3 separate regions of the Homo sapiens genome follow, and all the other regions are linked to region 1. Evidence: chromatin loops called from intact Hi-C (ENCODE). Cell type or tissue: MCF 10A. All regions are shown on one strand. Region 1 overlaps EXTL1 (exostosin like glycosyltransferase 1). Region 2 has its middle 13 kb from the start of FAM110D. Region 3 has its middle 19 kb from the start of ZNF683.

Evidence for each region. A loop is a pair of places that touch in the nucleus more often than their neighbours do. Peaks named below come from ENCODE experiments on the same cell type or tissue, not always from the same donor. Only the 100,000 strongest peaks of a DNase experiment are listed, where the experiment ranks them.
Region 2: it touches region 1 in a loop (17-fold over the local background); 92 of 110 quality-filtered maps call a loop at or near these places.
Region 3: it touches region 1 in a loop (10-fold over the local background); 4 of 110 quality-filtered maps call a loop at or near these places.

What each region holds. Positions count from the first base shown.
Region 1 is chr1:26,032,154-26,040,153 of GRCh38, reverse strand. EXTL1 (exostosin like glycosyltransferase 1) reads right to left here. Exons shown (of 11, transcript NM_004455.3): 7 at 7,669-7,758; 8 at 6,839-6,925; 9 at 6,298-6,458; 10 at 5,150-5,318; 11 at 3,690-4,989. The coding sequence ends at 4,807. It overlaps SLC30A2 (solute carrier family 30 member 2), which reads left to right. Exons shown (of 8, transcript NM_001004434.3): 7 at 243-377; 8 at 849-2,902. The coding sequence ends at 994. Among named protein-coding and RNA genes, the nearest start is that of SLC30A2, 10 kb to the left of the region's middle. RefSeq lists enhancers at 3,841-3,940, 4,221-4,360, 4,371-4,460, 4,471-4,540, 5,039-5,769 and silencers at 4,573-4,736, 4,681-4,980. In MCF 10A, a CTCF peak has its summit at 4,013 (motif pointing left); DNase peaks (open chromatin) are centred at 3,993 and 4,663.
Region 2 is chr1:26,142,155-26,150,154 of GRCh38, reverse strand. No RefSeq gene overlaps it. Among named protein-coding and RNA genes, the nearest start is that of FAM110D, 13 kb to the left of the region's middle. In MCF 10A, a CTCF peak has its summit at 4,849 (motif pointing right); a DNase peak (open chromatin) is centred at 4,874.
Region 3 is chr1:26,387,745-26,395,744 of GRCh38, reverse strand. No RefSeq gene overlaps it. Among named protein-coding and RNA genes, the nearest start is that of ZNF683, 19 kb to the right of the region's middle. In MCF 10A, a CTCF peak has its summit at 4,084 (motif pointing right); a DNase peak (open chromatin) is centred at 4,084.

The DNA of each region.
Region 1 (8,000 bases):
ATTTTAGAGGGAGAAACTGACAATAAGTACATTCATAAATAATTTCAGTGTTAAGAGTGGAGAGGAAATACAACAGAGTGATAGGGCAGAGACCTTGGGAGGTGAAGGCAGCCTCAGACCTGCAGGCCAAAGAGGTCTTCTTTGAGGGGATGACACCTGAGGATCAGGAGCCAGCCCTGCACCAATGGGCAGGCGTGGGAGGGGTAGTTTCCTTTAGTTTCCCCTGTCCTTGCCGTCCTCAGGGACCCCCAAGGGCGTTGACTTCACAGCTGTTCGTGATCTGCTGCTGTCGGTGGAGGGGGTAGAAGCCCTGCACAGCCTGCATATCTGGGCACTGACGGTGGCCCAGCCTGTTCTGTCTGTCCACATCGCCATTGGTGAGTGCTTGGGACACTCAGGGTGGGGTGGGAGACAGGCAGCCAAAGGCCTAGTGCCATCCCCAACGGGTCCAGGTGACCCCAGATGCTCACAGTGCCCATGCATCAAGCCCAGCCTCATGCTGAGTACTTGATACGCATTATTCCATCTGATCAGCACAATCTCATTTATCCATGAAGAAACTGAGGCTGGGGTTGGGTGGTAAAGTTACTTGCCCAGGCTTTTACAGCTAGTATATGGCAGTAGGTGGCAGATTCCTGGCCTTAAGGCCAGTGCTTTACCAGCTCTTTCAGGCATGAGCCAGGTCTGGGCTGGGAGGCTACCTGGCAGAGGAATGGAATCTGGGGGCTTCTCCATGTTCATGGTCCCCCATCCTGTTCTGCTGGGGATGGGGTATGAGATTTGGGCTCCTGATGGTTCCAAAGGGCCAGAGTAAATGGCTTCCCCCGCTGTGTCCTCTCGGCCCCCAGCTCAGAATACAGACGCCCAGGCTGTGCTGAAGACAGCCAGCAGCCGCCTCCAAGGGAAGTTCCACTTCCACACCGTGACCATCCAGATCGAGGACTACTCGGAGGACATGAAGGACTGTCAGGCATGCCAGGGCCCCTCAGACTGACTGCTCAGCCAGGCACCAACTGGGGCATGAACAGGACCTGCAGGTGGCTGGACTGAGTGTCCCCCAGGCCCAGCCAGGACTTTGCCTACCCCAGCTGTGTTGTAAACCAGGTCCCCCTCCTGACCTCTGCCCCACTCCAGGAATGGAGCTCTTCCCAGCCTCCCATCTGACTACAGCCAGGGTGGGGACTCAGCGGGTATAAAGCTAGTGTGACCCTGCTCTTCCAGCTCCTGGGCCAGCTCTGGAAGGGCTGTATTTGGGCCTAATCCTCAGCAAATGTTCTACCACTCGCAGGGGCAAAGGTGGTGAGCCACGGGACGTCCAAGGGGAGGCTGGCCCCAGCGCGCCCATACTGCCTGCCTCATGCCCCATTCTCAGCCTGGCTGGCCTTTGCCTTTATGAATCTGAGCCCCTCCATCTGCCTATAGCAATAGGCACGGGGGTGAGGACCCTCACACTCTCATTTGAGCCTCCCTGAGGCAGGGAGCCAGGAGGCACCTGAGGCCTATCTGTGCCTTAGTCACTTCAGCTATGAGCCAAATGTTCCCTTTCCTGGAGGGGAGAGGCTTCTTACTAGGTAAGAGACAGGTTTCCTCTTTCCTTATTTCCTCAGCTGTGCCAACACAAAAAACAACTTTGGCACAGGTGGTGGGCAGGGGGTAGAGAGATTTCAGCTTGGGTTCTGCACTAACAGCCTCCAAGCCCCCTGGCACTTCTGTTGCCCTGAGAGTGTCCCAGGGGATTCAGAGTCTCCAGAAAGATATGGCTGGGCCAACTCTGTTGCCTACCTGGCCTGACCCAGTCGGAGCCTGACATGGTGGAGGGAAAGGGAGACAAGTGGGGCTGCACTCGGTCCAGAGGCCAGCTAGGAGGGAAACCGCAGCTTCCTGGGGCTTGTGTGTGAAGATTCCTGACTTAGGGGTGGCTTTTGTTTACAAGATGCAAGAGGGGAAACCTGTCCCCGACTCATCGAGACAACATGCCCAGTTATCAGGGAGTCCTGTGTCACAAGGTCTGTCTCTGCCATTGTAAGCAAGTGCCTTGGGCGAGCTGGCCTCTGCCCCACAGTCTCATCTGTACACCGACAGGGTTGATGCCTCCCTCACAGGGTTGAGAACAAGAGCCAGTTGGCCAAGTACCTGTGGTTGTTGAAGATTGGTTACTTTTACCATCCTGGGGACAGGGAACTCTGTGGCCCGAGGCTGCCTCACTGAGGAGTCAGGTGGGCTTCCCAGCCTCCCCAGGGGCAGTGCTGAGTTTGTCTTGACTGTTCTGGCCCAAGGTGGGAGGAGGTGGGTTTGGTCACTTGCCTCCCACTTTAAATCTCTGTCTTTCCATCTGTGAAATGACCTCTTTGTGCCTTCCCAGCACTGTCATCCTGATCGCCTGTGTTCTAGGTAGGTGGGTCCTTCAGCCCCTCCAGGTCTGTGAAAAGTCTGTGGAAAGCACTGGCCTGGAGAGGGGTGGGGGGTTGCTGGTGGGTGCTCCATTCCACCACAATCTCAGGGGACTCAACCTCCCCTACCCAACTCCCCACCCCCACCCAAGCCATGGCAGGCCCCAGGAACTTGATCCTGGGCTTTGCCGTATGCCAAGTCCTTACACCCCTCTCAAGAGACAGTCATTGGCTGGGCACGGTGGCTCATGCCTGCAATCCCAGCACCTTGGGAGGCTGAGGCAGGCAGATGACTTGAGGCCAGGAGTTCGAGACCAGCCTGGCCAATATGGCGAAACCTCATTTCTACTAAAAATACAAAAACTAGCCAGGCGTGGTGGCTTGTGCCTGTAATCCCAGCTACTCGGGAGGCTGAGGCAGGAGAATCGCTTGAACCGGGGAGGCAGAGGTTGCAGTGAGCTGAGATCACACCACTGCACTCCAGCCTGGGTGACAGAGCGAGACTCCAGCTTAAAAAAAAAAAAAAAAAAAAAAAAAGGAGACCATCACTGCTGTCCTGCATTCTTACAGATGAAAAAACAGGCTCAGAGGTTGAATCGTTTTCCTGAAGTCAGACAGCCAGTGCAGGCAGGTCTGGGATTTCTGCCTCATTTCGGTAGACCTTCCTCTACAGCAGGGTCTGGGGGCCTGTCGGTCTGCGCTGCCTGTTGGTACAATACAAACCCCTGGGACCAGCAGTGCCCGGCCCATGGGTGAGGACATGCCAAGGCAGTTCAGTGTCCTGGGTGTCACAGCTGTGATTGGAAAGGTGCCTCTTTCACCTGGCTGGGCCTGGCATCCAGCGCCCTCCCCACCCTGGGAAGGCTGCCTGGGCCCCAGCTGTATGCTTTCCCACCCACCCTCAGTTCTTGACTCCGGGCCGGACTGCCTCTCCCCCACCTCTTTAATTTCCAGTCCGCCCTGTACCTCAAGCATCTCACAGCACCACGCCTCCCAAGGGTAACCCACTCTGCCACTCAGCTGTGACTGGCTCTAGGGAGGACCTGAGTCATCCAGGGGCCCGCCGAGGTCAAGCTGGGGGGTGGGGGTGGAAGGCCTTGGAGAGGCCTAAGGGGACAGTATGTTCCTGCCAGTGAGACAGTCACGGGAGTTTCCAGAGCTGCCAGGCCATCAAAGCAGGAAAACACCTGACACCCTGGACCTGGGCTGGACCCACCACCCTCACCCTCTGGAGTCGCACGCGCTCCCAGGCGAGCCCTGAGCCCTGAGCCCCTCCCTCGAGCAGCTGCTGTAAGGGTATTTATAGCCTGGAGCGTGAGGGGGCAAGGACACGCGCTTTATTTCGGAAGTGATAATTCCAGCTCCAGGTGGGTGAACCCCGGAGGACCTAGTGTCCCCCCCCAACTCCATTCTCACCTATACCGCTCGGGACAGTCCCTGCTCGCGCCCAGCCCACCTAGAAACAGTCCCTTCTTGCTGAGTTCCAAGTGTGCAGGCGAAAGAGATGGGGCTGTTCTTCAGATTTCTCTTCCCAGCTTTCAGCCCCCGAGCTGCCCACAGCGCTCACCCTCCACATCCCGGCCGCCCTCTGGACATGCGGGTGAAGAGTGCGGCGCGACGCTGACCTCTAGTGGTCGGCCTTGGTAGTGCAGGGCAGACGGCCGAGGCTGAGCCGCGGGCCGTGCGGGGACAGGCCACTTGTTCCCATCCCGCTTTCCTCGCCCCACTCCTCGTTTACCCGCACCCCTCTGCTCCTTGGTTGAGGCTCAAGGATTGAGCCTGACAACCCAGGCGTCTTTGGGTAGTTGCCTTCCCGGGACTAGGAACCCTAGGAATGGGTGGCGGGGTGGGGCGGGGACAGTTCTGTCTCTCCGCTCACCCTGTCCCGCCGCCGCCCTCATAGGGCCAGGCACGCAGTTAATGTCTGCCATCCATCTATTCGTCAAATATTTGCGGCACACCTGCCTAGCCAGAGAGAAAAGGACACGACACGACCCGCCCCCCGGGGCTCGCAAGCCAGTCCTGGGGCCTGACCGTGCGGGAACCGCGGCAAACACTGGACTGCGAAAGCGCAAAGGAGACCGAACCCATTGGGGGCGGAGGGGGAGGAGGGCCAGGCAAGTCCCTGGAGGAGACAATGCTCTGAAAGACGAGCAGAAGTTAGCTGGGTGGAGAAGCGGAGAGCGGCGCTCCGGTCGCGGGGCTCAGCCTCCGCAGAGGCTCCGCGGCTGAGGGCGAGCAGGAGAAGGTAAGGCCACGCCCCCCTGTTGTGATTGGCCAACCGGGGTCCGACGTGTGGGCCCGCTGGCTGACATGATAGGTTCTCCGGTGTCCCAAGAGCGGAGCCCGCCGGCAGGCGCCGGGCCCCCTGGGAGCTGGGCTGCGACCTCTGCTGGGGTCTCCGCGGGTCGCCCCCCTAGGGCTTCTCCAGGCTGCGGTACTTCTTGCGCTGCACGGACACCGGGTCCTTAAACAGCACCGGGTCCAGACGCAGACGAGAGGACAGCAAGGGCATGTGGCCGAACGCTGCCGCTATCTGGTTGATGCAGTCGGGGGCTGGGGCAGGCGGCTTTGGCCTGGGCCCCGGGCCCCCAGGCGCCTAAGAGGGAAAGAAGCAATGCATTAACGGGCTTCTCTGCCCTTCCGAACTCCCCACGCCCGTGCAGCAAGAAAGACTGGAATTAGACAGTGAGAGGGAATCCTCTCCGGCATCCCCGCCCAATCCCTGCCAGTTCCGACCAATCCCCCTCAGCCCTCACCAGTGGAGCAGCCTCCTGGCGCTGCTTGCCATAGGGCACCTTGATAGGGGGCAGCTTGGTGACTGCTGCTACTATGAAATTCATCAGGACGTCCACACAGGTGGGTGCCTCATCTGCCAGGGTCCTCAGAGCCTTGGGCAGGGAGTGGGTGAAGAGAGTGTGGTAATACCTGGGCAAGAGGAAAAGACAGGGAGAGGCTGCAGCCAAATCCATCCCCAGGCCCCATTCTCCTCCCTCCTGACCTCACCTCTCCCTTTGACCCCCATCCCCAAGCCTCTGAGCCCTGGCTGCCTCAGAGAGCTCCCATCCCTGGCGTGAACAGCTCTCCATTGTGCTGTGCCCCGTGGCTTATCTGCAGTTAGTGGTGTGTTCCCTGCCCTCTCCCTCACAGCTCCTTGGGCCCCCCATCCTTGGGCTCTGAGCGCTGAACTCAGAGCCAGAATTAGATGGGTTTGGATCAGCTGGTTTCAAAGCCATCAAACATGGAAGCCCAAAGAACAGTTGTGGATGAACCAGGCTGATACCGCTCCGGGTGAGCTCACTTCACACGGCCCTCAGACAGGCCAGCCTCATCTCGCAGACATTAGGTAATTCTTCACTCTACTGAGAATTCCCTGCAGAGCTCCTGAGTAATCTATAAGAGGTTCCACGTTATGCATATTTGATTTAAACATGTTTAAGGAACCCCTCTAAAGAGGTCTTACAGAATTCAGTCTCTGCCCTAAGACCGGAGCACTTCAGGCAGCTTCTGGAAGGTCTGGGATGTTCCCCAACTCATAACATCCACATTCATAAAGCATCAGGACTATTTTCTTGTCACCCCACCACCAGCAAACCCACACACTGCCCTTACTCACTGCATGGCTCTACTTCAAATAACAATAGCTACCATTTGTGGAACCTCTGTGCCAGGGACTTCATTTAATGTTCACACCAGCCCTGGGAGGTGAATCCATCCCATTTTACAGATGAGAAAACAAACTCTAGAGAAGTGAGGAGATTTGCCCAGGATCCCACAGCTGGGAAGTGGCAGATCTCGGCCTTGAACCTGGATCCCTGGGGTCTAGGCCACTCTGCTCCGTTCGGGGTGGGGGTGGGGTCTCTGGTCCTCTGATACTCTGATCCCTGTGCAGGGTAGGGGTCTGTACCTATGGTAGAAGGCGGCTGTGGTGAGAACCATGGAGAATTCGTTGGTCCTCTCAGCAGTGTAGCCCCAGCCACCATGGGCCTCGTCCCAGAAATGGCTCGACGTCAGGAAGCCCACCATCCGCTCTGGGAAGCTCTGCCACACCAGAAAGGCAAAGTCCACCTGGGGAGGGACTCAAGTGAGCTGTGAGGAAGGACCTCCTAAATGCCTAGAACATCCAGGGAAATGGAGGCAGGGGCAGCCTGGCTGAGGGGCCCGGGCAGGACTCAGGGGAGAGGGCGCGGGAGCCAAGACTTGGAATTGGCTGGAAGTGTGGCATGAAAGCTTCCAGGGGCCACAAAAACAATTTCTCAAAAGAGTCCATGGAAAGCCTCAACGAGACTCCTAAAGAGGAGGCTGCCTGGCTTGCTGGGGTGGTTTCAAATGCAAGAGGCTGGACCTCATGACCTGGGGTCCCCTCAACCCTGGGAACCTGAGGGGCTGCCAGGGCCCTCTGGCTCTGTGTCTACCCACACTGGGCTTCTCTTGGGCCCAGCCCTCACCTCACTTGTGGAAAGACTGCTGCGGGCATCGAGGCTGAGGATGGCATCTGTTCTGATGGTGCTATATGGGTAGAAGCGATCACTAACCTGCAGGGAGTGGGGGAGGGGAACTCAGCCATTGGAACATTCCCCCCACCCCCATCCAATAAGTAGGAGCCATTCAGGCACAGTGTAGACGCCTGAGCCATGAATAAAGCCTCCCTTCAGGCACAGTGTAGACGCCTGGGCCTCAAATATGGCAAGCCTGTGCAGAGCTCGTTTTGGGACCTGGGCAACTCATTTGACCTCTTTGGATCTCAGTTTCCCCTTTGGTCAAATGGGGCAGTTGGTCTCTAGGGGCCCTTCCACTTTTGACATCTTGGAATTCCTCCATTGTCATATTGTCACATCAACTCTGGGAGGAGTTGTCAAACTTCCCTCATTTGAAAGAAACAGATCTAGAGAGACGAAGGGACTTGCCCACAACCATGCGGCAGGCAGGTGGTTCACACCAACCACGGTTCCCAGAAGCCTCCCCTTCCTGGCCCCGTGTGCTGCCCTTGGTCCGTATTTTCTCAAGAACCTGGGTTTCTCCTCTGTTCCTCTTCTGAGATGTCAGCGCTCTCCTCTGTCTTTCCCCATCATGTAAGCCCCAGTGCTCTGGAAGCACAGCTCACAGGGACCAGGGAGGGAAAAGAATCATTACTATTAGCCCTGTGGCTGAAACCTACTGTGTCATTCTTCAGGCCCAACTGCGGCTCAGGCCCAAGTATTCATAAAACACCCCATGGGTGCCCTCCCCCAGCTCCCAGCATGGGCCCACCCCTTTCATGGCTCTCCTCATCCCTTACCTTCCTGTGCCCATCAATGACTGTCAAGGGCACAGCTGTCTCCGGCCACCTGGATGGGAGTGGCCTCTCATTGCTCCAGAGAACCAAGATCTAGAGGATAGGGGGTTGTTCTTGAAGTCTGGGATCTGGGGCAGAAGGCGGGTTGCGAGGGGCAGGAGTGATCTTTCTCAAGGTGGAAGAAGTTTGAGAAGTCAGCTTTGTAAACTGCACATGGGAGAAGGGTTAGTTGGATCCATGGTCCTTTCACCGCTGCTCTGTCCTTGCCTCTGGGCTTGTAGAAGGCAGGGATTCTGGTGACATGAGGGTAGTGACCTGTGGCTTCAGAACTCAAG
Region 2 (8,000 bases), 110 kb before region 1:
CTGTCTCTACAATTAAAAAAGAGAGAGAAAAAAAAATTTACATGGGGAGCTTGATAACAAGGCTAATGCCAGGCTCTCGTTCTCAGAGACCCTAAGTTAGTAGATCTGGGCTAGAGTCATGGAGGAAAGAAGAGAACACTGGATCAATCTGAATTTATTGGTATGAATGCTCTTATTAGAGATTCTAGATTTAATGGGTTACCTCTTGCAGCTGAAAGTAGCTCTAATAGTTTGCTTGTTTGGTCAACTGAGATTAGTACTCAACGTGACCTATATCAGTGAGGTTGAGACACCTGGCTAAATTCCTAAGGTCTCAAAAGACAAGAATATTGGAGAAAACTTAGATGAAAGTCTGTGGGCCAGGCACAGTGGCTCACGCCTGTAATCCCAGCACTTTGGGAGGTTGAGGTGGGTGGATCACCTGAGGTCGGGAGTTCCAGACCAGCCTGACCAACATGGTGAAACCCTGTCTCTACTAAAAATACAAAAAGTAGCTGGGCGTGGTGGCGCATGCCTGTAGTCCCAGCTACTCGAGAGGCTGAGGCAGGAAAATTGCTTGAACCTGGGGTGGTGGAGGTTGCAGTGAGCCAAGATCATGCGACTGCACTCCAGCCTGGGAGAGAGAATGACACTCCATCTCAAAAAAAAAAAGAAAGTGCATATACCCCAATCCCTCTGAGTGCCTATACACCGATCCCTCTGTGGATTCCCTGATCCCTCTGAGTGCATTCCCCGATCCTTCTGTGGATTCCCCGACCCCTCTGAGTGCATTCCCTGATCCCTCTGTGGATTCCCTGATCCCTCTGAGTGCATGTACCCCAATCCCTCTGTGGATTCCCTGAGAGGGCCCAGAGGATACGCTCTTCACCTAGGAGTTGAGAAAGCATTATTGACAGTAACATCTGCATCCTTGACAAATTTTATGGTGGATGTCCTTTGTTCTTGGGCATATTGGAAGAGGCCACCACTGAGATGGGCTCTCTGATCTCATTGGGGGTGATGGGGTCCCAGAGGGGCAGAAGCCAAGTGGCAGAGCTGAACTGCCAGAGTCAAGGGGCCTTCACTGTAACATGCAGTGGGATGGAGTGACAACCAGAACCCTGTGACTTGCAGGGATCTTTGACTGGAGTGTCCCTAGGAATGAAGTGGATGAGCAGTGTGTTAAATGTTATTGAGTTATAAAACAGAAAAGCCTCCATGTCATGGCCAGAGGCCTGACTTGAATTGTCATGAAGGAGCATCTCAGCCTCTCAGCTGATTTCCAGATCTCAGCCAGTCCACAGACCTGAAGCTCTGATTGAACAGGAGGCCAGGTCCCTTAAAGAAGGACCTCACAGCACTGCCACATGTACGTACTGTAAAACTTCCCCCAAGGAAGAAGGAAGGGGCAATTCAGACCATTTAGGAAGTACTAGATGTTGGCCTTAAAGTAATGCTAGTATCTGGAAACCCAAGATTCCCATGTCCAAAACTACGGAAAAACCTCGCTCTTTCACAAACCTGTTCTGCCACTGACTTCCTCATCTCATTCAAACCTTCCCTAACTCAGCACCTGTCCAATTGCTCAGGCCAGGGCTAACCTTTTGGCTAACCTTTGACCTGTCTCTCTCTCTTTCATTCCACATCTGATACATCAGCATCTGTAGGCTGTATCTTTGAAATCCATCCAGATTTAGAGCACTCTCTCCTGCTCCACTCCTTCTGCCCTGGTCCATGCCACCGTCCCCTCTTGCCTGGGACTGTAGTCGTCTCTATTATTTTATTTTTATTTGTTGAGATGGAGTCTCACTCTGTCACCTGGGCTGGAGTGCAGTGGTTCAATTTTGGCTCACTGCGACCTCCGCCTCCCAGTTCAAGTGATTCTCATGCCTCAGCCTCCTGAGTAGCTGGAACTACAGGCACCCACCACCACACCCAGCTAATATTTGTATTTTTAGTAGATGTGAGGTTTCATCGTGTTGGCCAGGCTGGTCTCGAACTTCTGACCTCAAGTGATCCACCTGCTTTGGGCCTCCCAAAGTGCTGGGATTACAGGCGTGAGCCACCGCACCCAGCTGTGGTAGTCTCTAGTAAGTCTCTCTCTTTCTAACCTCATCCTGCATAGAGTCTATTCTCAATGCCACTCTAGATCAATTCTTTAAAAATATATCAGTCATGTCACTTCTCTGCTCAAAACTCTGAAAAAGGTTCCCCATTTCACTCGAGATAAAGACAAATCCTTAGCAGCCTGCAGGCTTCCCGTGGCCACGCCCTGTGAGCTCCCTGCCCTCCCCGCCTGCCATCCTCCCTGTCCAGATGCACATGTCTTCCTTGTCTGTTCCTCTAACACAACAACCACGCTCCACCTGGGGGCCTGTGGACTCTGCTAGGAATGCTTTTCCTTCAGTTACGTGCTTTGCTGACTCCTTCCCCTCCTTTAAGACTTGTTTTTTTAAGAGAGTCTCGCTCTGTAGCCAGGCTGGAGTGCAGTGGCGCAATCTCGGCTCACTGCAACCTCCACCTCCCGGGTTCAAGTGATTCTCCTGCCTCAGCCTCCCAAGTAGCTGGGATTACAGGTGTGCACCACCACACCCAGCTAATTTTTGTATTTACCCAATGCCATGTTTACATGGTCTTTGTTCAGGCTGGCACGGTGGCTCATGCCTATAATCCCAGCACTCTGGGGGGCCGAGGTGGGAGGATCACTTGAGCCCAGGACCTTGAGAGCAGACTGGACAATGTAGCAAGACCCCATCTCTGTTTTAAGAAAATGAAGAAAAAAAGAAAACAAAAAGATAAAGGTCTTTGCTCAGCCGATGCTTTGGAGTGAGGATTGCCCATCAGTGTCCCACTTTGGGTCAAAAGGCCAGAACTTGGTACTCTCATCTCCCTCAATCACCAGAGGTGGTCTGCCCTGGGAAGAGCATGACCTTGGGGAAGGCGGATCTCAGCAGCTGAGGCAGACCCTGAGGGAGGTGATGGCCATAGGCAGTCAGCTGCCTACTCTCCCTGCAGATGGGCAGCAGGCCCTTCCTTGGATGAGTAAAAAGAAGTACAGGAGAAGAAAAAAGGAGAAGAAGAAAGATGTACAGGAAGAAAAAAGGAGTACAGGAACCAAGGGGTGGAAGGAAGAGTGACCCCACTTACTGTTACTCCAGTGGCCCAGAGGGAGACTTTGTACTTGCCAGCCCTGCAACTCTGGGCTCTGCAGGGTTAGAGGTCCTGGTCCTACAAGGGGGCACATTTTTCCCAAAAAGATATGTATTGAAGGGCTGAGCATGGTGGCTCATGCCTGTAATCCCAGCACTTTGGGAGGCCGAGGTGGGAGGATCACTTGAGGCCAGGAGTTCAAGACCAACCTGGCCAAGATAGTAAGACCCCCATCCCCCTACCCTCAAAAAAAAAGAAAGAAAAAGAAAAACAGATCTGCATTAAATTATAACCAGTGTCTACCTCCTGGGTGCTCTGAGCTGCTTGTGTCCAGGACTAGCCATCAAGAACAGGGGTCGCTGGGTACAGTGGCTCATGCCTGTAATCCCAGCATTTTGGGAGGGTGAGGTGGATGGATCACCTGAGTTCAGGAGTTCGAGACTAGCCTGGCCAACATGGTGAAACCTTGTCTCTACTAAAAATACAAAAATTAGTCGGGTGTGGTGGCGCGCGCCTGTGGTCCCAGCTACATGGGGGCTGAGGCATGAGAATCCAGGAGGCAGAGGTTGCAGTCAGCCGAGATCACACCACTACGCTCCAGCTTGGGCAACAGAGGGAGACTCCGTCTTAAAAAAAAAAAAAAAAAAAAGAAGCAGGGTCTTGGCACCCCTGTCTTGGCATTGGCACAGGTGTTTCACCCTGATTATAAATAGGAATAAGGCTGCTCTTATACAGTGGGGGCAAGAAGGATCCCTGTGGATCCAGGGTGATCTGCTCAGGTGCTTCTTGGTGTTCCTTTGTTCCACTATAACTGCAAATGGACAGGTCATGCAACTCTGGCCTGAGAAGGGCGTGATGACCAGGGGCTCAGGCTTCTTGGGGATGAAGGTCTGGATCCCACCACCACGTGAGCCACTGAGGCCAGCAGAAGTGGCAGCTGAGGGTGAGGGGAGTCTAGAACCAATGGAGGAGGAGGGAGATGAGGGCCATCACCTGCAGCCCCAGGACGGACTGCCGTGGTGGGGGCTGTAGTTCGTCCCACTGGCGTTCCTCCACTAAGTTCCCTCTTGGGAAGAGGGCCAGAGGAATTCTGAAGGGGCTGCGCCTTCAGTGTGTATGGGCGGGTTCTTGTAGACAGCAGCTTTCAATGGTGTCCACTGCTGCCCACTAGTAGGGGGTGCAGTTAGCAGATGGCCTGCCGCTGTCACCTCCTTCAGGGTCTGCCTCAGTGGCTGAGAGCCCACTCAGCCAAGCTCCCACCCTTCCTAGGGCAGCCTGTATCTGGTGATTGAAGGAGGTGGGGTGTAAAGGTCAGGCCATTCCAGTTTAATGCAGGACACGCAGATGGACAATAGTCACTCCAGACCTTCGAGCCTGGTCGGTTGAGCTAGAGAGGCCACGCTTGCCATTCCTAGTGATCTAAAAAGGATAGGTCACTGGGAGATGGGAGTCCAAGCCTTGGCTAGTGGTGCACTGTGGGGACCTATGGTAAATTGCTTACCGTTTAAAGACTGCCCCTAACGGAAGGACTCTGAGTTTAGGTGAGCTTGGCACCATGAGGCACAGGTCACAATAATTTTGTTTCCAAAATTATCCCACCCTACCCCAGAAGATCTGCAGAAAGCAAGACCATGGGATTGGGGAGATGTGAGACTCAGATTGAGGAACGGTTTCCCCAAGGACCTCTGGAAAGCTCGTCTGATTGAGTTTGAACAAGGGTTATCCACCAGAGGGCGGGCTTCACCCTCCAAGAAGCTTTCCTGATACCACTTCGCCCACGGGCTCTTCCTGAGCTTCACTAGCATAGGGGGCCGCCCCGCTGCCTGGTCTTGCTGCGCACACCTGGACATCCTCAGAGCTGCTGTTTCACCTGGGGACTGCTCAGATGGTTGCTTACCTTGACACTGCTGCTTGTAATACCAGTTAACTGATAAGAGCAGCGATTTCTGCGTTTATATTGTTCTCTGTAGTGTATGAAACATCTTCACATACATTATTCTCATTTGGTTTGCAAAGCAACTTGAAAAAATAATTTATTATTATGGCCACTTTTCAGAAGAGGTAACTAAGGCTCATAGAAGTCAAATGGCTTCACCAGTCACAGAGTATGTTCCTGCTGCTGCTATCACTGACATTTATTAAGCACTTGCTATGTGCCAAGGATGATGTTAAGGGTTCACTTATTTAATTCTACAGTAATAAAGACAGTGAAGTGTTGACAGGCAGTGTTAATTAAATGTGTGCCAGTTTAGAAATATTATCTCTTTCTCTGATGAATGGAACTTTTATCATTAGGTAGAAACTATCTCTAGTGATGCTTTTAGCTTCAATATAGCTATTTCATCCTCATTTTTTTTTGCCAAGTATTTCTTTTTCTAAACTTTGCCAATCTATGTCCTGATATTTTAGATTTGTCTTTGTAAACAGAACATATTAATAGTGGATTTTATTCTTTTATTTAGTCTGACATCCTTTATCTTTGGAGAATTTAGCCCACTTGTAGATATTGCTATATTTTTATTTATTTCACTCATTTGTAATGTACATTCTATTTGCTGTACTTTCCCTTTCTCTTAAAAAAAAAACTACTTTTTTTTTAAGATGGTGTCTCACTCTTGTTGCCCAAGCTGGAGTGTAGTGGCGTGATTTCGGCTCACTGCAACCTCTGACTCTTGGGTTCAAGCGATTCTCCTGCCTCAGCCTCCCAAGTAGCTGGGATTACAGGCATGTGCCACCATGCCCGGCTAATTTTTGTATTTTTAGTAGATACGGGGTTTCACCATGTTGGCCTGGCTGGTCTCAAACTCCTGACCTCAAGTGATCCTCCCACCTCGGCCTCCCAAAGTGCTGGGATTACAGGTGTGAGCCACCGTACCCAGCCTAAAAAACACTTTTTTAAACATTGATTTTTTTCCCCACTGTTAGTTTGGAGGTTATTGGTTCTAGGTCTGGTTTTTTTAATGGTTATCTCAACAATTCTAACCTAATGATGAGTCTGTTTACTGAGTTTTCCATTTCAGTTAGCATAATTTTTTCATTTTCAGAAATTGTATTTGGTTCTTTTGGAAATTTACTTGCTAACACATAGTATCAAGTCCTTTCTTTCTTTCTGTCCTTCTTTTCTTTTTTTTTTTAATGAGACAGGGTCTCACTTTGTCACGTAGGCTACAGTGCAGTGGTGTGATCTCGGCTCACTGCAGCCTCCACCTCTTGGGCCCAAGCTATCCTCCTGCCTCAGGTCCCCAAGTAGCTGAGACTACCGGTGGGTGCCATGATGCCCGGCTAATTTTTGTATGTGTTGTAGAGACGGAGTTTTGCCATGTTGCCCAGGCTGGTCTGGAACTCCAGAGCTCAAATGATCTGCCCGCCTCAACCGCCCAAGTGCTAGGATTACAGGTGTGAGCCACATGCCTGGCCTATTTCCTTAAACATATTAAGCAAGATTATCTTTTATTCTGTCTGATAATTTCAATATCTTTGAAGGTCTGTTTCCACCGCCTCCCAATCCTGCTTGTTCTTTCTCATGGTCCCTTATTATCTTGTGTTCAGTTATTTTTTGTCACTAGCTGCTCATGTTGTTTGGAAATCTGTGGGAATTATTTTAGACTTGTGTTGAAGTTGAGTTTCTTCAGAGACAATTTGAAATGATTTCTGTCAATAATGTGCTAGTACTACCAACTCATATCACTTTAAATTTTAAATTCTCTGAGGATTTTAGGATTACATAGTAATATGATTTGACTTGGGATTTCATGAGAGAGCTGGCTTGAAAGTTATGAACTCTTTGTTTCTTGGAAAGTTATGAAGTTTTTTTTTTTTTTTTTTTTTTGAGATGGAGTCTTGCTCTGTCACCCAGGCTGGAGTGCAGTGGTGTGAGCTCAGTTCACTGCAAACTCTGCCTCCCGAGTTCAAGCGATTCTCCTGCCTCAGCCTCCCAAGTAGCTGGGACTACAGGTGTGCACCATCACTCCCGGCTAATTTTTGTATTTTTGGTAGAGGTGGGGTTTCACCATGTTGGCCAGGCTGGTCTTGAACTCCTGAACTCAGGTGATCCGTCTGCCTCAGCCTCCCAAAGTGCTGGGATTATAGGCATGAGCCACTGCATCCAGCCAAAAGTTATGAATTCTTTTTTTTTTTTTTTTTTGAGACAGAGTCTAGCTTTGTCACCAGGCTGGAGTGCAGTGACACAATCTCAGCTCACCGCAACCTCCGCCTCCCGGGTTCAAGCGATTCTCTTGCCTCAGCCTCCCGAGTAGCTGGGATTACAGGCACATGCCACCACACCCAGCTAATTTTTGTTTTTTTTTCAGTAGTGACAGGGTTTCGCTATGTTACCCAGGATGGTCTTGATCTCCTGACTTCATGATCCGCCCGCCTCGGCCTCCCAAAGTACTGGGATTGCAGGCTTGAGACACCGCGCCTAGCCAAAAGCTATGAATTCTTAAAGGTGATTTTATTTTCTTCTCTTTCCAGGGCCAGAGTTGATATAGGAAGATTTCATTGGACCTCCCATCTGAGCGCTATGGTTTATTTATTTATTTATTTATTTATTTATTTTCTGAGACAAAGTCTGGCTCTATTGCCCAGGCTGGAGTGCAGTGGCATGATCTTAGCGCACTGCAACCTCTGCCTCCTGGGCTCAAACCATCCTCCCACCTCAGCCTCCTGGTGGACACACGCCATCACACCCAGCTAATTTTTTATAGTTTTTGGAGAGAAGGAGTTTCATCATGTTGCCCGGGCTGGTCTCCAACTTGTAAGCTCAAGCAATCTGCCTGCCTCAGCCTCCCAAAGTGCGGGGATTACAAGCGTGAGCCACCACGCCCAGCCGATTTATTTTACCTTAGCTCTTACACTGTAGTTATGACCCT
Region 3 (8,000 bases), 360 kb before region 1:
AGATCAGCTTGCAAACTTCCAGCAACAGGGAACTTACTGCTGTGAATGCCTTGCCCATCCACAGATAGTTGGGATTGTTAGAAAGTTCTTTCTTCTGCCTGTGTGCAGTGGTTCACACCTGTAATCCCAGCACTTTGAGAGGCCGTGGCAGGAGGATCGCCTGAGGTCAGGAATTCGAGACCAGCCTGGGCAACATGGTGAAACCCCATCTCTACTAAAAATACAAATAAATAAATAAATAAATAAATAAATAAATAAAAATAAAAATAAATAAAAATAAAAATAAAATTAGCCAAACGTGGTGGCTCATGCCTGTAATCCCAGCTACTGGGGAGGCCGAGGAAGGAGAATTGCTTGAACCTGGGAGGCGGAGGTTGCAGTGAGCCAAGATCGTGCCACTGCCCTCCAGCCTGGGCAACAGAGCGAGACTCCACCTCAAAAAATAAATAAATAAAAATAAGAAGTTATTTCTTCCATTGAATTCAACCTAGTCTCTATAGCTTCTATCCACTGGGGTCCTTAGAACAAGTCCCCTTCCTCTTTTGCAAAGACTCTGGGGTCATGTTTTATGTTCAAACTCCAGTCCTCATCTTCTCTAGTTTTGTGACCTAAGGTTTTTAAAGGCTCAATGTCTCAATCTTGGTTAATTTTCCACTGTTTTTCTGGAAGTTAGCCCAAAGCCAGATTTACCCAGCTTGATCCTCAGTGATCCACAGCTCTTTTCTAGTGTCTGTGTACTACTTTGTACAGTGCTTTTCAGACCACAAAGTATTTTCCCATTCATTATATCACTAGACCCTGGAAAACAAGGCGGCCAGAAAAAGAGGGAGATTAGGTGGGCACATTGTTATCGCATTTTTGCAGAGGAGGCAGATCTCTGCCCCCAGTACCAGTCTTACTGCCAACTGTACTCCTTGTCCTTCCCCTTCTCACTTCTGTCACAATGCACGCTCTAGGGCCTCCAATAGCTTGATTCTCTTTCTCCTTAGGGTTTCTCCATGATTACCCCTCTGCCTGAAGCACCATTTCCCTTACTTTCACTTTGCTGATCACTATTAATTCTCTTTTATTTTTATTTTTGAGACGGAGTCTTGCTCTGTCTCCTGGGCTGGTGGGCAGTGGCGCGATCACAGCTCACTGCAGCATCTGCCTCCTGGGTTCAAGCAATCCTCCCACCTCAGCCACCCAAGTAGCTGGGATTACAGGCATGTGCCACCACACCTGGCTAATTTTTGTATTTTTAGTAGAGATGGGGTTTCACCATGTTTGCCAGGCTGGTCTCAAACTCTTGATGTTGTGATCCGCCTGCCTCGGCCTCCCAAAGTGCTGGGATTACAGGCATGAGCCACTGTGCCTGGCCCTATTCTCTGTTTTTTTAATTAAAAACATATTTTTATAAAGATGAGGTCTCCTTATGTTGCCCAGGTTGGCCTTGAACTGCTGGCCTCAACCAATCCTCCTCCCTCCCAAAGCACTGGGATTATAGGTGTGAGCCATGGCTCCCAGTCCCTTCCCCATTTTTTTTTTTTTTTTTCAGTTTTTTTTGAGATGGAGTCTAGCTCTGTTGCCCAGGCTGGAGTGTGGTGGTGTGATACCAGCTCACTGCAAACTCTGCCTCCTGGATTCAAGCAATTCTCCTGCCTCAGTCTCCCAAGTAGCTGGGATTACAGGCGCCTGCCACCATGACTGGCTAATTTTTGTATTTTTAGTAGACATGAGGTTTCACCATGTTGGTCAGGCTGGTCTCGAACTCCTGACCTCAGGTGATCCCCCCCCGCCTCGGCCTCCCAAAATTGCTGGGATTACAGGTGTGAGTCCCAGCCCCTGGCCCCCTTTCCCATTTTTTATAGTGCTCTACACATCTGTGACAGAGCATTTGTCCCACTGTATTATATATATTTGCTTATTTGTCTTTCTTTCCCACTGACCACTACAATGTAAACCCCATAAGCCAGGGACTATGTTTTGTTCATTGTGTCAGTATGCAGCACAAAGCTTGGGATAACGTAATTGCTTATTAAATGTTTGTTGAATTAATAAATGCATGACTTGCCCCAGTTTCCACAGTTAATAATGGCCAAAATTAGAATGCAGATTTTATTTCCAAGTCCAAGAATTTGTTTTTACCATCTCCCGAACCTAACCTAGTTCTTACTCCTAACCCCTGCTGTCAGGCCTGTCCCCTCTAATTCCTCAGAATCTTAGGTCACTTATCCGGAAAGGAACTTAGAGCTCATCTGATTCAATCCCTTCATTTATAGATAAGGGAACTAAGACTCATAGAAGGTAAATGCTTTGTCAAGGCTACACAGCAAAAATTGTTGCCATCCTTTCTTCCTGACAACCAGATTGGTGTTTTTTTTAATGGGATTCACCAAAGAGTTCATGGACTCCCAGGGCTTTGTCTTGGGGACGGGGGTAGTAGTAAATAAATAATTCCATCTAAGGCTCTCCTTTTATACTCCCTAGACACCCCAAAGGCTAGACACCCAAGAGTCTATTCTGAGACATCCCATCAGGCAGAAATTTCAAGCAAGACAGGATAGAGGGGTGTGGGAGTGTGTGTGTGTGTGTGTGTGTATAGGATCATGGGGCACTAAGGATGCAGACGTGAAAACTGGGCTGCAGCACAGCCCCTCTGTTGTGGGGTCCCTCGAGTCTCCCACCATGGCAACACCACTCCCTCTGCCCCTGAAGCTGACCTTTGGGGCCAGAGATCAATAACTTGGACTTTGGCTTCAGTCCCCTTTGGCCCCCCAGTGACCATAGGCTGCCCAGAAGAGCTAGTGGGACTCAGAGTCATTAAGTAACTGTCACTCTTCCCCAGCCCCATTTTGGGGCATGGCTGGGGGAGGGGCCAGGGATGGGAACTATATGGAGAGTCACAGGTGTGGTCTGGTTCTTCCCATCCTCACTGGAAGAGAAGTGACCTCTATCTCTCTTTGACCCCCACCCACTTCTTTTTACCCTCGGCCAAGAGGCTTCCTCCTGCCCTCTCTACTCCTCCATGTCCTTAGCACTGAGCCCTGACTCCCCTCACAGAACCCCCGTGCTCCTCACCATGTTCCTCTTAGTCCAATCTTTTATGAACCCCCTCCTCCCATTGTGCTCACACTTTATATAAACTGGAGGTATTTTACCCTTTTGTCAGCCAAGACAGTAGTCAGAGGCCGGGTGCGGTGGCTCACTCCTATAATTCCAGCACTTTGGGAGGCGGAGGCAGGTGGATCACCAGAGGTCAGGAGTTCGAGACCAGTCTGGCTACCATGGTGAAACCCCATCTCTACTAAAAATACAAAAAATTTGCCAGGCTTGGTGGCAGGCACCTGTAATCCCAGCTATTTGGGAGACTGAGGCAGGAGAATCACTTGAGCCCGGGAGGTGGAGGTGGCAGTGAGCCAAGATTGCCCCATTGCACTCTAGCCTTGGCAACAAGAGCAAGACTACATCTCAAAAAAAAAAAAAAAAAAAGACAGTAGTCAGGAATTTCTCATTCACCTTTTTCTAAATACCTCATCCCAGGTATCTTCTCACCAACTATTCTCCTCCAGAGAAATCCACTGTTCTGCCATACTTTTAGCGGGATCCTGTTTCAGAAACACACTCACCTACCCCACCACCACCCCACCAACTTTCCTTGCTCTTCACCCACCAGTCCTCGTCCACCTCCACCCCAGTGTCCCAGCCAATCACTACTGATTGATTGATTTGGGAGGAGGGGGAAAGAGGATCGATGGAGGACTCTGGGCCTATTCTTATTCAAAGCAAAAGGTTTAAGAGGGGGTGGATATTCATTGTGGAGAGGATGCAGAAATCGCTGTGGCGCTCCACAGCCTTGCTGATGTGGTCTGCAGCGTGGGGGAGGGTGGGTCAGGCCACTGGGGGTGGGGACGGATGCTCTGAAGGCTGGGAGGACAGTGGTGTGGGGGCTGATAGAGGTAAGAAGAAGGCATGCATCAGCAGTCTGGGCATAAGGTGAGGTTCCCCAACTCTGCCCCTCAGGGAGGAAATTTATGACCGAGAGTCATTCTTCCCAGCTCAGAGAGGATGCCCTGGGTACTCTCAATGTCCAGCAGGGGACACCCTTACCCCACATGACCCCTTTCCTCATCCACCATCACTAAGTTCCGTTGTTCATTCATTCATTCATACATTGAAACGTTGTTTGAGTGCCACTATGTGCCAGACACCATGCCACAGACTGGAAAAATACAGGCATGAACAAGATAGATACACAGACAAATGAGGTTCCAGGCCTTGTGGCACCAGCAGGGCAGGATTACAGTGAACAAATAGTTATAGTGATTTAATTTAAGGGAAAGGAGATCAGAAAAAAGCTTTCCTCAGAAACTGATTTTGAAACAGAGACTTAACAGATGCCTAAATCTTGACCAAAGAAAATGTGAAAAAGAGGTAAAGGGGGGGCGTTTGTATGTGTGTGCATGTGTTGAGAGTGTGTTTCAGGCAGAGGGAACAATTTATACAGACCTTGAAGCAGAGAAGATCAAGGTTCCTTTAGAGGGATGAACAGAGAAACCTGTGCACAGCTGGATTCAGCTTTGGTTGGAGGTTTAACCCTTTAAATTGTAGAATGCATGCATGTGGACACACACACAGACACACACACACACGTGCACACACACAGCCGGGGCCTCCATTTCCCAAGGCGCAATTTTCCTGGTAATCACTTTTTTTTTTTTAAAGAGAAGGCAAGGACAGAGAGCCAGCAGACCTCTGAGGCCTTTCCAAAGTAATCAAACTCAAAACCTGTCTTCCAGGAATGAGTGGAACAGAGGTAGATTTAGCTTAAGCTTCAGGGCTTCTCCTTGGGAGGAGTTAAGTAATGTGTGCAAATGATTTTTTTTTTTTTTTGAGGTGGAGTCTGACTCTGTCATCCAGGCTGGAGTGCAGTGGCACGATCTCGGCTCACTGCAACCTCCATCTCCCGGGTTCACGCCATTATCCTACATCGGCCTCCCGAGTAGCTGGGACTATAGGCGCCCACCACCATGCCCGGCTGATTTTTTGTATTTTTAGTAGAGATGGGGTTTGACCATGTTAGCCAGGATGGTCTCGATCTCCTGACCTGGTAATCTGCCCGCCTCAGCCTCCCAAAGTGCTGGGATTACATGCGTGAGCCACCGTACCCGGCCTTTTTTTTTTTTTTTTTTTTTGATATGGAGTTTCGCTCTTCTGCCCAGGCTGGAGTGAAGTGGCAAAATCTCAGCTCACTGCAACCTCCGTACCCCAGGTTCAAGTGATTCTCCTGCCTCAGCCTCCCAAGTAGCTGGGATTATAGGTGCCTGCTACCACGACCGGCTAATTTTTGTATTTTTAGTAGAGACAGGGTTTCACCATGTTGGCCAGGCTGGTCTTGAACTCTTGATCTTAAATGATCCGTCTGCATTAGCCTCCCAAAGTACTGGGATTACAGGCATGAGCCACCATGCCCGGTCAATCTAATATTAATAGAAGGCACAGAGCCCACCCTGTGGGGGCCTCCTCATCTCAAGGTGAGACCAGGACTCAACCAGGGGAACCCCTGGTCAGATGGGAAAGACACAGAACCTGCTCTCTGAGAATCTGATCCCCTGACCTTCTCAATACTAACCTTGGCTGGGAGTGGTGGTACGTACCTGCAGCCCCAGCTATGCAGGAGGCTGAGGTGGGAGGATTGCTTGAGCCTGGGAGGTTGAGGTTGCAGTATGCTGTGATTGCATCACTGTACTCCAACCTGGATGACAGAGCAAGACCCTGTCTCAAAACAAAACAAAACAAAACAAAACAAAACAAAAATCACTAACCCTGCCCCTTCCTCCTCATTCTGCTCCTAGATGCCCCTCCAAAACTGGCTGGCCCTTCAGGCCCTGAGGCTGTCCTCCTCTGTGCAGGAGGCCTTGTACCAGGCTATGTTTCTTCAAAGCCCCTCCTTCCCTCAGCCTGTGGGGGTTTCCTGGAAACAGAGTGGTGGTGGTGAGAGTCTGCTTCAAAGTAGCCACCAGTCTGCCCCTCAGAGGTTACTTTGGAAGGTGATACCTTCCCCTTACCCACCACCCTCTCAAAGCCTGACCCCTCACTGGCACACAGAGCTGCTGTGACGGCTAGCTCGAGGGAAACCGCAAAACCAGAGGCTGAGCCCCCCAACTGCTCAGGGAACGCCAGGGGTAGAGGGTGGTGGGGAACAAGGTCCCTGCTTGGCAAACCCAAGTGGGCACAAGGTAAGTGTGCAGGAGCAGGAGGCTCTGGTGTTACAAAAGCAGCCCCAGGCCCACAGAATCCTCTGCCCAAGAGTCTGTCTCTGAGGGGACATTGAACAGCACACAGGTGCCCCTCTTCCTTGCACTCATTTTAAGATGTGGAAACTAAGGAAGTGACTTGAAGACACTTCCAGAGCAAGCTAGTGACAGAATGAGGCTAGAATCCAGATCTCCCAGTTCTGTCCGGTATCTTCTTTCTGCAATCCCAAAGGTCCCTTCACGAGGAATCCAGGACTTTCCAAACCCATGGCCCAGTCATGGCACTGGACTGTAATGCATGACTGACTTGTCTCTTTCATCACAGCTCAGGGGCCCCTTGAGGGCAGGGACCCTGTTTCCCTCTCCTTTATATCCTTTGCCCCCAGCATGGGGTCCGGCCCCTGTTTGAGACTTAGGACACATTTGTTCACCACACAAATCGACAAAATGAATGGAGTGATTTCGGCTGTGAGCTTCTGGTTGTTGACTCATTCATTGCACATGTTTTGTCAGACAGCACCCATGTATGTGAGACTGTGTGGGGGTGTGGATGTGGGTAAATAAATGCTCAGGCTCTTTTTCTGCCCTGTAAGACGATATAATCTGGAAGGAAATGGCAGGAGAGGGGACAGGAGGGGAAAATAGCCATCTGTTGAATAGTAGTTAGGCCCTGAGTAAATTCGTTATGTGGGTGACCTCTCCAACAAGGTGGGTATTAGCAACCCTATTTCACAGGTGCAGAAAGAGGTTCATAGAGGCTCAATAGCCTGCCCAAGGTAGGCTGTGGCTGATGGGGCTTAGAAGTCATCCAGGCCTCATACCCTTCCCACTGTCATCATGACATAGAGTAGAATAGACCTGAGGAGGTGTCTGTCTGTACTGAGGGCTGGGGACCCTCAGAGGTAGGATAGCTTGCTGAATTGGGCTCTAAGAGGCTTTTACAGGGAGGAAGTTGCCCAGTGAACCTTAAAGATGAGGTCACTGATGAGATGGGGATTGGAGATCCTCTCCAAGGGTATGAAAACCCTGGGGCCCTGGGAGAGCGTCCTTGGAGTGCTCTGCAGCTGGCAGGTGGACAGGAGAGGGTGGATTCATGGTCCAGACTCTTTGCTAGATCACGTGCTTCTTTTTTTTTTCTTTGAGACAGAGTTTCACTCTTGTTGCCCAGGCTGGAGTGCAATCTCAGCTCACTGCAGCCTCCGCCTCCTGGGTTCAAGCGATCCTCCTGCCTCAGCCTCCTGAGTAGCTGGGATTACAGGCATGTGCCACCACGCTGGCTAATTTTTTGTGTTTTTAGTCGAGACGGTGTTTCACCATGTTGCCCAGGTTCGTCTTGAACTTCTGACCTCAGGTGATCCACCCGCCTCGGCCTCCCAAAGTGCTGGGATTACAGGCGTAAGCCACCATGCCCAGCTGTTGATCACGTGCTTCTTTAAGAAGCCTCTGGGCCCAGTTCCTCCTGCAGCCCTGTGGCACCAACCACACCTCTTGTTTTTGGTCAATGTCAGTCAAGTAAATGGATCTTTCTCTCCTGACTCCTTGGGTGAGCAATCAGGATTGGCAGATCTTGGCCCCATCCTAGCAAAGAAACTGCTGCCTTCCAATCCCTCCTTGTGGTACCCAAATTGCCCCAATTTTCTGGGGTGGTGGCCCATCCAATCCAGGGGGTTGCTCATTGAGATGCTTTCTCATTGAAAGGAGGATGCCAACTCTTTCCCCAAGCTGAAAGGAAAATGAATCATGGGCTAAAAGTAACAAGTCCAA